2 separate regions of the Homo sapiens genome follow, and region 1 is linked to region 2. Evidence: read pairs that join two places in POLR2A ChIA-PET (ENCODE). Cell type or tissue: HepG2. All regions are shown on one strand. Links, peaks and the distances in the headings refer to the core of each region. The heading gives the core; the rest is flanking DNA. Region 1 holds the start of MIR616 (microRNA 616). Region 2 overlaps KIF5A (kinesin family member 5A).

What was found. Peaks named below come from ENCODE experiments on the same cell type or tissue, not always from the same donor. Only the 100,000 strongest peaks of a DNase experiment are listed, where the experiment ranks them.
Region 1: POLR2A ChIA-PET joins it to region 2 with 12 read pairs; 8 of 35 experiments call an interaction of 5 or more read pairs at or near these places.

The regions. Positions count from the first base shown.
Region 1 is chr12:57,514,391-57,519,471 of GRCh38, forward strand. MARS1 (methionyl-tRNA synthetase 1) reads left to right here. Exons shown (of 21, transcript NM_004990.4): 16 at 330-461; 17 at 564-668; 18 at 760-946; 19 at 1,530-1,601; 20 at 1,855-1,947; 21 at 2,045-2,262. The coding sequence ends at 2,191. DDIT3 (DNA damage inducible transcript 3) reads right to left here. Exons shown (of 4, transcript NM_004083.6): 2 at 3,316-3,363; 3 at 2,879-3,048; 4 at 2,203-2,790. The coding sequence starts at 3,016. The coding sequence ends at 2,419. LOC128125814 reads right to left here. Exons shown (of 2, transcript NM_001414991.1): 2 at 3,322-3,363. The coding sequence ends at 3,322. It overlaps MIR616 (microRNA 616), which reads right to left and starts at 4,869; the gene lies at 4,773-4,869. RefSeq lists an enhancer at 4,960-5,081. In HepG2, for the core only: no CTCF peak of the experiment used is centred there; no DNase peak of the experiment used is centred there; H3K4me3 peaks cover 1,202 bases.
Region 2 is chr12:57,574,099-57,579,616 of GRCh38, forward strand. KIF5A (kinesin family member 5A) reads left to right here. Exons shown (of 29, transcript NM_004984.4): 16 at 986-1,174; 17 at 1,542-1,659; 18 at 1,989-2,053; 19 at 2,171-2,280; 20 at 2,663-2,764; 21 at 3,615-3,675; 22 at 3,911-3,982; 23 at 4,140-4,244. Among named protein-coding and RNA genes, the nearest start is that of PIP4K2C, 14 kb to the right of the region's middle. In HepG2, for the core only: no CTCF peak of the experiment used is centred there; DNase peaks (open chromatin) are centred at 2,203 and 2,873; H3K4me3 peaks cover 1,023 bases.

The sequences.
Region 1 (5,081 bases), core at 1-5,000, 60 kb before region 2:
CCTCAGGTGATCTGCCCACCTCGGCCTCCCAGAGTGCTGGGATTTTAGGCGTGAGCCACTGCGCCCGGCCGAGTAATGACTTCTTAAAAATAAGAGGTACAGTTGTTTAACTTAATCAGGTTTCTTATGTGCAGAGTCAGATTCTTAGGGGAGAGAAAGAGTAAATAATTAGGCCTTGTCTACTAGCTTGAGGGAGCCAGGAGTTACCTGTTCCAGGCAGGAATCCTGAGAGAATGTACAGCTGTGGAAATTGGGTGAAATTCTAACAAGGAGACGGGATAATAACTTCCCCTCTTTTTTCCACTTCTGCTTTCCTACTCCCAACCAAGAGCTGGGATGTTTGTGTCTAAGTTCTTTGGGGGCTATGTGCCTGAGATGGTGCTCACCCCTGATGATCAGCGCCTGCTGGCCCATGTCACCCTGGAGCTCCAGCACTATCACCAGCTACTTGAGAAGGTTCGGTAAGTAACTGACACCTCTGTCTTTTCTGCTGGCATGTTGAGAGCCTCCTTGTATTGGTCTCTGTAGGACATTACACCTTGGCCTGCTTCCTCCCTTCCCAGGATCCGGGATGCCTTGCGCAGTATCCTCACCATATCTCGACATGGCAACCAATATATTCAGGTGAATGAGCCCTGGAAGCGGATTAAAGGCAGTGAGGCTGACAGGTAGGTAAGCGGGGAGGGTTGGCTAAAGGCATAAAGTGGCTTGTAAGCTGTATCCTCCTGGAGGTCTTGACTAATGTCTCCTCTTCCTCAGGCAACGGGCAGGAACAGTGACTGGCTTGGCAGTGAATATAGCTGCCTTGCTCTCTGTCATGCTTCAGCCTTACATGCCCACGGTTAGTGCCACAATCCAGGCCCAGCTGCAGCTCCCACCTCCAGCCTGCAGTATCCTGCTGACAAACTTCCTGTGTACCTTACCAGCAGGACACCAGATTGGCACAGTAGGTGGAAGAGCCAGCCTCTCTTAAAATTGATACTCTTGCCATGCAGCTTTTGGAGTGGGTGAGAGAAGACCTAACATCTCTCCAGTGTTACTTTGGTCATGGGACTCCTAAGTTTCTGATATAAAGTCCTTGGTAGTCGTTCACAAGTCCGGAATTATCTGTACATCTTCATTGTTCTTCATGCCAGAAACCAGAACCTGGCACACAAAACTAACTGGTAAACAGATATTTGAAGAAACACTGTGATCACCTAGTCTCCATAATGCTAGCAGATAGTGGGCAGGGAAAATACAGGAAAGCCATTTCCTCTTTGACACAAAATGAAAAAGTAAGTACATTGCTAAACTTCTGGATCAGCCTAGCATCCTTAGAGAGCTTAAAGAATCTTTGACCCTACAAATTATTTGGGGTTTCACAGGGAAAGCTACAGCTAATTTCCTAAAATCAGCAGATATTAGCTCAGTGTTAAGCTCGTTCTTTCTAAAACACATCAGAGATTGGGGTTGGAGAGGTCATCTGTATAGTCTATGGTAGAGTCTGTATCCAATCAGTAGATGATTCTGGAACTCTTTTTTTACAGGTCAGTCCCTTGTTCCAAAAATTGGAAAATGACCAGATTGAAAGTTTAAGGCAGCGCTTTGGAGGGGGCCAGGTGAGAAAGCTAAAGGCTGTGCCCTCGCTCCACAACAGCCACAGCATCACTTCCCTAATTTCCCTAAGTAGTCCTCACCCATCACTCTTTCCATCTTTTGGCCCTGCCGCTTCCTCACTTACAGTTTTTCTTTCCTGTCTTAACTAGAAGAGACCTTCGACTTAAAGGTAACCACTTTCCCTCTGAGATGCTGTATAAAACTGGAGGTTAGGGGATATTTATGGTTGCTGGTGATAACTTTGTTGTTCTCCAGGCAAAAACGTCCCCGAAGCCAGCAGTTGTAGAGACTGTTACAACAGCCAAGCCACAGCAGATACAAGCGCTGATGGATGAAGTGACAAAACAAGTATGAAGCTTAAGCCCTGTGGGAGACTGGACAAGCTGAATCCTAAATAGATCTTTTTCTTGCCTCACTGTTACCTCCCCACCCCCCTTTATCTTAGGGAAACATTGTCCGAGAACTGAAAGCACAAAAGGCAGACAAGAACGAGGTTGCTGCGGAGGTGGCGAAACTCTTGGATCTAAAGAAACAGTTGGCTGTAGCTGAGGGGAAACCCCCTGAAGCCCCTAAAGGCAAGAAGAAAAAGTAAAAGACCTTGGCTCATAGAAAGTCACTTTAATAGATAGGGACAGTAATAAATAAATGTACAATCTCTATATACAAGCTGAGACCTTTCCTTTTGTCTACTCCAAGCCTTCCCCCTGCGTATGTGGGATTGAGGGTCACATCATTGGCACTAGTGAGAGGGTAGTCAGTAGCCACTTCTGGGAAAGGTGGGTAGTGTGGCCCAAGTGGGGGACTGATGCTCCCAATTGTTCATGCTTGGTGCAGATTCACCATTCGGTCAATCAGAGCTCGGCGAGTCGCCTCTACTTCCCTGGTCAGGCGCTCGATTTCCTGCTTGAGCCGTTCATTCTCTTCAGCTAGCTGTGCCACTTTCCTTTCATTCTCCTGTTCTTTCTCCTTCATGCGCTGCTTTCCAGCCCGGGCTGGGGAATGACCACTCTGTTTCCGTTTCCTGGTTCTCCCTTGGTCTTCCTCCTCTTCCTCCTGAGCCAGGGAGCTCTGACTGGAATCTGGAGAGTGAGGGCTCTGGGAGGTGCTTGTGACCTCTGCTGGTTCTGGCTCCTCCTCAGTCAGCCAAGCCAGAGAAGCAGGGTCAAGAGTGGTGAAGATTTTTGATTCTTCCTTCAAGGAAATGAGGAAAGGGAACATAGATATTAGTTGAGAAGGGAAAGGTAACATCCCCCTTTAGCTTTAGGGCTAACATTCTTACCTCTTCATTTCCAGGAGGTGAAACATAGGTACCCCCATTTTCATCTGAAGACAGGACCTCTTGCAGGTCCTCATACCAGGCTTCCAGCTCCCAGCTGGACAGTGTCCCGAAGGAGAAAGGCAATGACTCAGCTGCCATCTCTGCAGTTGGATCAGTCTGGAAAAGCACATCTGCAGGATAATGGGGAGTGGCTGGAACAAGCTCCATGTAGCAAACAGTCTATGCCACAAGTTGGCAAGCTGGTCTGATGCCTGTTTTTGTAGGTAAAGTTGTACTGGAATACAGCCACATCTGTTTATTTACATATTGTTTATGGCTGCTTTGGTGCTACAGTGGCAGAGATGAAGAGTCACGCTAGAGACTATAGGACTTTTAACATCTAAAATATTTACTGTCCTGCCGTTTAAAATTTTTGGAAAAGGGTAGGTTAAGTTTACCTGCTTTCAGGTGTGGTGATGTATGAAGATACACTTCCTTCTTGAACACTGTGGGCAACAAAGAGAAATGTCAGCCATTTTTGGAAGGGGGAGAGGCAACTTACTTTTCTTTTTCTTTTTTTCTTTCTTTTTTTTTTTTTGAGACCAAGTCTTGCTCTGTTGCCAGGCTGAAGTGCAGTGGTGCGATCTCGGCTCACTGCAACCTCTGCCTCCTCGGTTCAAGTGATTCTTCTGCCTCGGCCTCCCGAGTAGCTGGGACTACAGGCGCGTGCCACCACGCCCAGCTAATTTTTGTGTTTTTAGCAGAGATAGGGTTTCACTATGTTGGCCAGGATGGTCTCCATCTCTTAACCTTGTGATCCATCGCTTCCCAAAGTGCTGGGATTATAGGCATGAGCTACCGTGCTGGGCCCTTATTTTTCTTTTACCTCCAGCCTCCTACTGGTCCTTCCTTACTTCTGGTCTTGTGGGGTATGCATACTTGGTCCCTGTAGCCATTTCGAAGGGCAGAAGAGGGCCTGACTTTCTTTATTTTTAGTTGCTGACATTTGTAGTCCTGGTTACATAATAGTAAAGTCCTGGCCAACTCAGCTTTCTCTAAATCCAAAGCAGGCCTCAAATCTGCCAGGGTAAAAACTAAACTACAGGGAAGGGAACAAATCATAGCATTTTCCTAACTCCATTCCCACAGGGCTGACATCCTCCAAATGTACATTTCCAGTCTGGACCTCTTCCAGAACTTCAGACTCTGCTGTCTACTGCCTACTTGCCATTTCTTTTTCAATGTCTAATAGGCACCTAAGACTATGTGCAAAGGCAAACTCTTGCTGATTTTCCCCTTCCAAGGTCATCCCCATCTCAGATGACAACTCTAGTTGCTTAAGCTAAAAACCTTGGTATCATCCTTCATTCCTCTTCTCTCACACCCTGCAATCCAAAGTACTAGCAAATTTTAACTCATTCCTTTTTTTCTGAGACGGGTCTCACTCTTTTTGCCCAGGCTGGAAGGCAGTGGCGCAATCGGCTCACTGCAACCTCCGCCTGCTGGGTTCAAGCGATTCTCCTGCTTCAGCCTCCGGAGTAGCTGGGATTACAGGCATGCACTGCCATGCCCGGCTAATTTTTGTATTTTTAGTAAAGATGGGATTTCACCATGTTGGCCAGGCTGGTCTTGAACTCCTGACCTCAGGTGATCCACCCACCTCTGGTCTCCCAAAGTGCTGGGATTACAGGTGTGAGCCACCATGCCCGGCCCTTAACTCATTCTTTAAAAATGAGTTTTTAAAACCTTTGCTTAGAAGAATCTAAACACTTCTAATTCCATTGTTTCCAATCTAGATCAATTCACTACCATCTCTAAATTACTGCAGAAACTTTCTGACTGCAGAAGGTCTTCCCATTTCTTCTCTTGCCACCCCTCCGCAACTCTATTCACCATACAGCAGCCTGAGTGAGCCTTTTAAAACAGGTCATTCCTCTGCTCAAACCCTCCAATGACTTCCTATTTCATGTCATGGAAGTCACTGAAGGGTTTTGAGTGGAGGAATTACCTAAGGTAATTCCTGACCACCTGATGTAACACTCTGACCTCCATCCTGAACATTCTCCATTCCTTTCTCTGCTTTAGCTTTCTCCGTGGCACTTATATTTTGTTTACTGTAGGCCTCCCACTGAGATGATTTTTTCCTCTTGCTCAAGGATGTACCCTGAGCCCCAAACTGTGTGGCACACAGTAGGTCCTCATTAAGTATTTGTTAAGAATGAAT
Region 2 (5,518 bases), core at 245-5,244:
GCAGCAGCAACAGAGCAGTGCTTGCAGTAGGAGTTAGAGGTGGGGCATAGGCACAGAGTTCAGAATGAAATATGCAAATCTGTGGATGTGAGAATAATCTGGGTGATCAAGGAGATCAAAAGAAAATCATGTTGCTTTATAAGATTTATTTGTAAGTGGGGGACTGTCAGAATTGGATTTTTTTTTTTTTTTGAGATGGAGTCTTGCTCTGTTGCCCAGGCTGGAGTGCAGTGGTGTGATCTCAGCTCACTGCAACCTCCGCCTCCCAGGTTCAAGCAATTCTTCTGCTTCAGCCTCCCGAGTAGCTGGGACTACAGGCACACACCACCTCTCCTGGCTAATTTTTTATGTTTTTAGTAGAGAGAGGGTTTCACCATATTGGCCAGGCTGGTCTCGAACTCCTGACCTCGTAGTCCACCCACCTCGGCCTCCCAAAGTGTTGGGATTACAGGCGTGAGCCACCGAGCCCGGCCCAGAATTGGATTTTTTTTTTTTTTTTTTGAGATGGAGTCTCACTCTGTCGCCCAGGCTGGAGTCCAGTGGTGTGATCTCGGTTCACTGCAACCTCCGCCTCCTGGGTTCAAGCAATTTCCTGCCTCAGCCTCTTGAGTAGCTGGGATTACAGGCATGTGCCATGATGCTTGGCTAATTTTGTATTTTTAGTAGAGACAGGGTTTCACCACCATGTTGGTCAGGCTGGTCTCGAACTCCTGACCTCAGGTGATCCACCCACCTTGACCTCCCAAAGTGCTGAGATTACAAGGCATGAGCTACTGCGCCCAGCCAGAATTGGATTTTTAAATGCAGGCGGAGGAATTTAATGTGAAATGCCGCTGATAGAGAGCTGCTAAAGGTCGTTTGGAAAATACCCATCCCATTTGAGTCCCTGCGTATGTGGGTGTGTATGGGTAGGTAGAAGGTGGGAGGGAACAGATAAAGCTTCCCAGCAGCCAAGAAGCATCTCTTCCTCCTTTAATCACCTTAGCCAGTGGAGATCAGTGGGGCCATCGAGGAGGAGTTCACTGTGGCCCGACTCTACATCAGCAAAATCAAATCAGAAGTCAAGTCTGTGGTCAAGCGGTGCCGGCAGCTGGAGAACCTCCAGGTGGAGTGTCACCGCAAGATGGAAGTGACCGGGCGGGAGCTCTCATCCTGCCAGCTCCTCATCTCTCAGGTGAGTGCCTAAGTTTGAGAACCTTCAGATGCCATGGGAGAAAGAAGGCTACTCTGGGGTTATGGCTAAAACTCCTAACACCCACCTTTATGTCAAAGTTCTGGGGTCAAGTGAAATCAAGGACAGAAAAGCTGGGGTGGCAGGGGTGCAGATCAGGGCCAAAAAAGTAAAGGCTCAGGGCGGGTACTGCCCCCTGAGCCATGGGAGCTAAAGGAAGAGCCCCATAGGAATGGCCCCCAACCCTGCACCCTCATGGGAAGTGTAGCAGGAGGGAGGGCTGGGAGGAGAGCTGGAGTTGGAGATCTGTGTGGCCTGGGTTTGTGTCCTTTGCTCCATCTTCTTCCTCTCACCAACTTTCTCCCACCAGCATGAGGCCAAGATCCGCTCGCTTACGGAATACATGCAGAGCGTGGAGCTAAAGAAGCGGCACCTGGAAGAGTCCTATGACTCCTTGAGCGATGAGCTGGCCAAGCTCCAGGCCCAGGGTGAGGCCTTCTTATACCTCCATCCCACTGTCCAGGGCAGAAAAGTCAGAAACATCAAAATAAATCACCCCAATAATCACTCACTCAAAGCATTAGCTTGAAATCATGGATGCCAACTCATATGTTAGCCAAGGTTTTGCATGTAGCTCATTTTACATTAACCATACACCCTTGTTCTCTGTTCCTGCTATATCAAATTGGACAGTCCTAACACAGAAGAACATCCCTGTGGGTCCATTCCCAGCCCTGCCTGGAGTTCTGGTCACAACGTGAAGTTCTTTCCGAAAGAGGTAGGTTTGATGTCAGCTGTCTTCCCCTCTTTCCCTTAGAAACTGTGCATGAAGTGGCCCTGAAGGACAAGGAGCCTGACACTCAGGATGCAGATGAAGTGAAGGTGAGTAAGGAAGGTGTCAGGGACAATTGGGGCCTGGTGTGGTGAAAGCTGTGCTGGCCCTCACAGAGCTTGTTGCTGGGAGTCTGGCCTTTGAGCTTGGGGTGGGGTTGTTTGCAGAAGGCTCTGGAGCTGCAGATGGAGAGTCACCGGGAGGCCCATCACCGGCAGCTGGCCCGGCTCCGGGACGAGATCAACGAGAAGCAGAAGACCATTGATGAGCTCAAAGAGTAAGGGTTCCCAAGGGCGACTCCAGCCCCTCCCGGGTCCTGTCACCTTGCTGTATTGACTCACATGTCCCCTCTGGGTCTGATTCTTTAACATCCATGTGTCATTCCCTCAACAATGCCACAACTTCGTAGCCCCACCTCAGGAGACACATGGAATAACGACTAGTCCCTATCCTTGAGGGTCCCAGGATTAGAGAGGTCAGGGTTCCTGGCTCTGTCATGGAAACAGTGGCCTGAGTCTGCCTCTGGTATCTGAAGGTGGACACATCAATTCTAACTGGACTCACTCGTTCAAAAAGGAAGAAGTTTGAAGAGCTGGCCTTCCCTTCCCCCTCATTAACATCTTTCTCCCCCATCTCCATTACCTTCTGATGCTCTGTAGCCTAAATCAGAAGCTCCAGTTAGAGCTAGAGAAGCTTCAGGCTGACTACGAGAAGCTGAAGAGCGAAGAACACGAGAAGAGCACCAAGCTGCAGGAGCTGACGTGAGTGGCATGGATTTACCTGTAAAACTACAGCCTTGTAGGCTCAGAACTGTGAACTCAGACACGCTTGCAGAGGCAGGACACACATGCAGACATGATAGGGTGACTCATGGGAAAAATATGATGGGGTAGGGACGGGACCAAAAGGACACTCTCAGCAAAGACTGCCGTTGAGTATTCACCAGTATGGAAGGAGGTTTACGTGTTCTATTCAGTGTAAAAACAGGTTACAAAACCATATGCATGGTATGATCCCATAAAAATGTATACATGGATATGTAGGCATAGAAAAAAGTCTAGAAAGGTGGACACCAGAAGGTTAATGTTGGTTTGATCTGTAAATAGTAGAATCATAGGCTTTTTATAAAAACTCACCTTATGTCTCTCTTTAAAATTCTTTTCTAATTTTTGCACAGTAAACATGAGTAACTTGTGTAATAAATAATAATAGGCTGGGTGCGATGGCTTACACCTATAATCTCAGCACTTTGGGAGGCCAAAGCAGGTGGACTGCTTGAGCTCAGTAGTTCGAGACCAGCCTGGGCAACATGGCAAAACCCTGTCTCTACTAAAAATACAAAAATTAGCTGGGCATGGTGGCATACGTCTGTGGTCCCAGATGCTTGGGAGGCTGAGGTGGGAAGGATCCCTTGAGCCCAGGAGGTTGAGGCTGCAGTGAGCCCTGATTGTGCCACTGTACTCTATCTAGCCTAGGTAACAGAATGAGACCCTGTTTCACAAAATAACAATAATAGTAATACTTAAATGGAGATAAAAGTAATAGAGGAAGAGGCAGGAGGAAGGAGAGTCCTGAGGGATCTTTCCATTTCCCTTATTTCTCTTGCTACAGATTTCTGTACGAGCGACATGAGCAGTCCAAGCAGGACCTCAAGGGTCTGGAGGAGACAGTTGTGAGTGGTTCCCTTCTGTGCCAAATTCACAGGACTGGGGAGTGGGGAGGCTTCATTTCTTCCTAACCCTATTCCTCCTGCCCTTTTGCAGCCATTCTGTAGCGTAATCAAGACACATTTTTTCCTAAAGGATAAGTGACTCACTTGATTATAGAGACTGGAGGTACCTATAATTCTGGAGGAATAGGACAGACCTGGTATCTGGCTATTCCCAATTTTTCATCATTCTTTCCAGGCCCGGGAACTCCAGACCCTCCACAACCTTCGCAAGCTGTTCGTTCAAGACGTCACGACTCGAGTCAAGAAAGTGAGTGCTGTCCTTGGGGTTTTGTCAGCCCCCACATCCTCCTCCTATCCTTAGGTTTCTCCTGCCCCTGTTGCCCCTATGGGGCTGGCTTGGCCTGGTCTTGGTGGGACCTGTTTGGCCTCAGGACAGCCACGTCTTTCCTTCTATCTGTTCTCAGAGTGCAGAAATGGAGCCCGAAGACAGTGGGGGGATTCACTCCCAAAAGCAGAAGATTTCCTTTCTTGAGAACAACCTGGAACAGCTTACAAAGGTTCACAAACAGGTAAGAGTCTGCTGAAGGAGTGAAGAGAATTTTTGAGGCCGGGTAGCTAGCATACCAAATCCTCAGAGGCCCCTTGGATTCAGGAAAATCTAGTTGCATGTTTTCCTTACTGTTCGCTTTTACTTTCCCTACTAATCCCTTCTTTATACCATATTTGGTCCACTTGTACCTTGTTCTTTGTTTCATGCCTGTATTCCCTTCTCAAAGTTTCTAACCCACCTCTGCTCAAAGTGGAATTCCCCAGGCCTACCTTGGAGGGAGAGGTTGAAACTAACAGAGGCATGGGCTGTAACTATACAGGAGGGAGACTGGTCAGACGTTACCCAGAGATGGAAGGCAGGGAGATGAGAAGAAGCAAGGGAGTTGGGCTTCTTTCGTGGAGAGAACTCCATCTGTCTAGGTCTGTGGCAGGCATGCAGGGACATTAAATGATGTCCCTGGCTAGGCACAGTGGTGCATGCCTGTAGTCCCAGCGCTTCAGGAAGCCGAGGCGGGCGGATCACTTGAGCACAGGAGTTCAAGACCAGCCTAAGCAACATGGCGAAACCCCATCTCTACAAAAAATACAAAAATTAGCCGGATGTGGTGGCACACACCCATAGTCCCAGCTACTTGGGAGGCTGAGGTAGGGCAATTGCTTGAGCGCAGGAAGTAGAGGCTGCAGTGAGCTGTGATCATGCCACTGCACTCCAGCCTAGGTGACAGAGTGAGACCCTGTTTCAATTAAAAAAAAATGATGTCCCTAAGATGGCCCAACCAGCCCCTGGTTGGGGCCCCAGTCAAAACTCCTGTGTATTAAGTTGCTGCCTCTCTGTCCCCCTCCTTGCTGTTGCGGTTCTTTAGGTGGATGACTGGGTTTCAAAGGTATGGGCTGGGGATGCAGAAGGGCAGTCCAAAGGAGTCAGGACAGGAAATGTTTGGTGCATGCTGGGTAGGGGCACTCTCACTAGCACTAAATATCTGAGCCTTGAAGACAGGCTCGGCAGGCTGTCAACTGGTCCTTTTAACTAATTCATAAAATAAACCCTAACCTATACTTCATTCCTTTCCTTTCAAATCTACCTTAAGATTCCATTTAAACTTACATTCTCACTAGCCTAGCACTTAAACTTCTTTTCCTCCCAGTATAATGCCCAGCTTATATAGTAAATATTCAGTACTTTTTTTTTTCTTAATGAATCCTAAACCTGTGCCCAGTGATAATGTACAGAGTTTATTTATCTTATTTAGGCCTGCAGAGGGCTTTGCTACGATTTTATTTCCTTTATTATGAA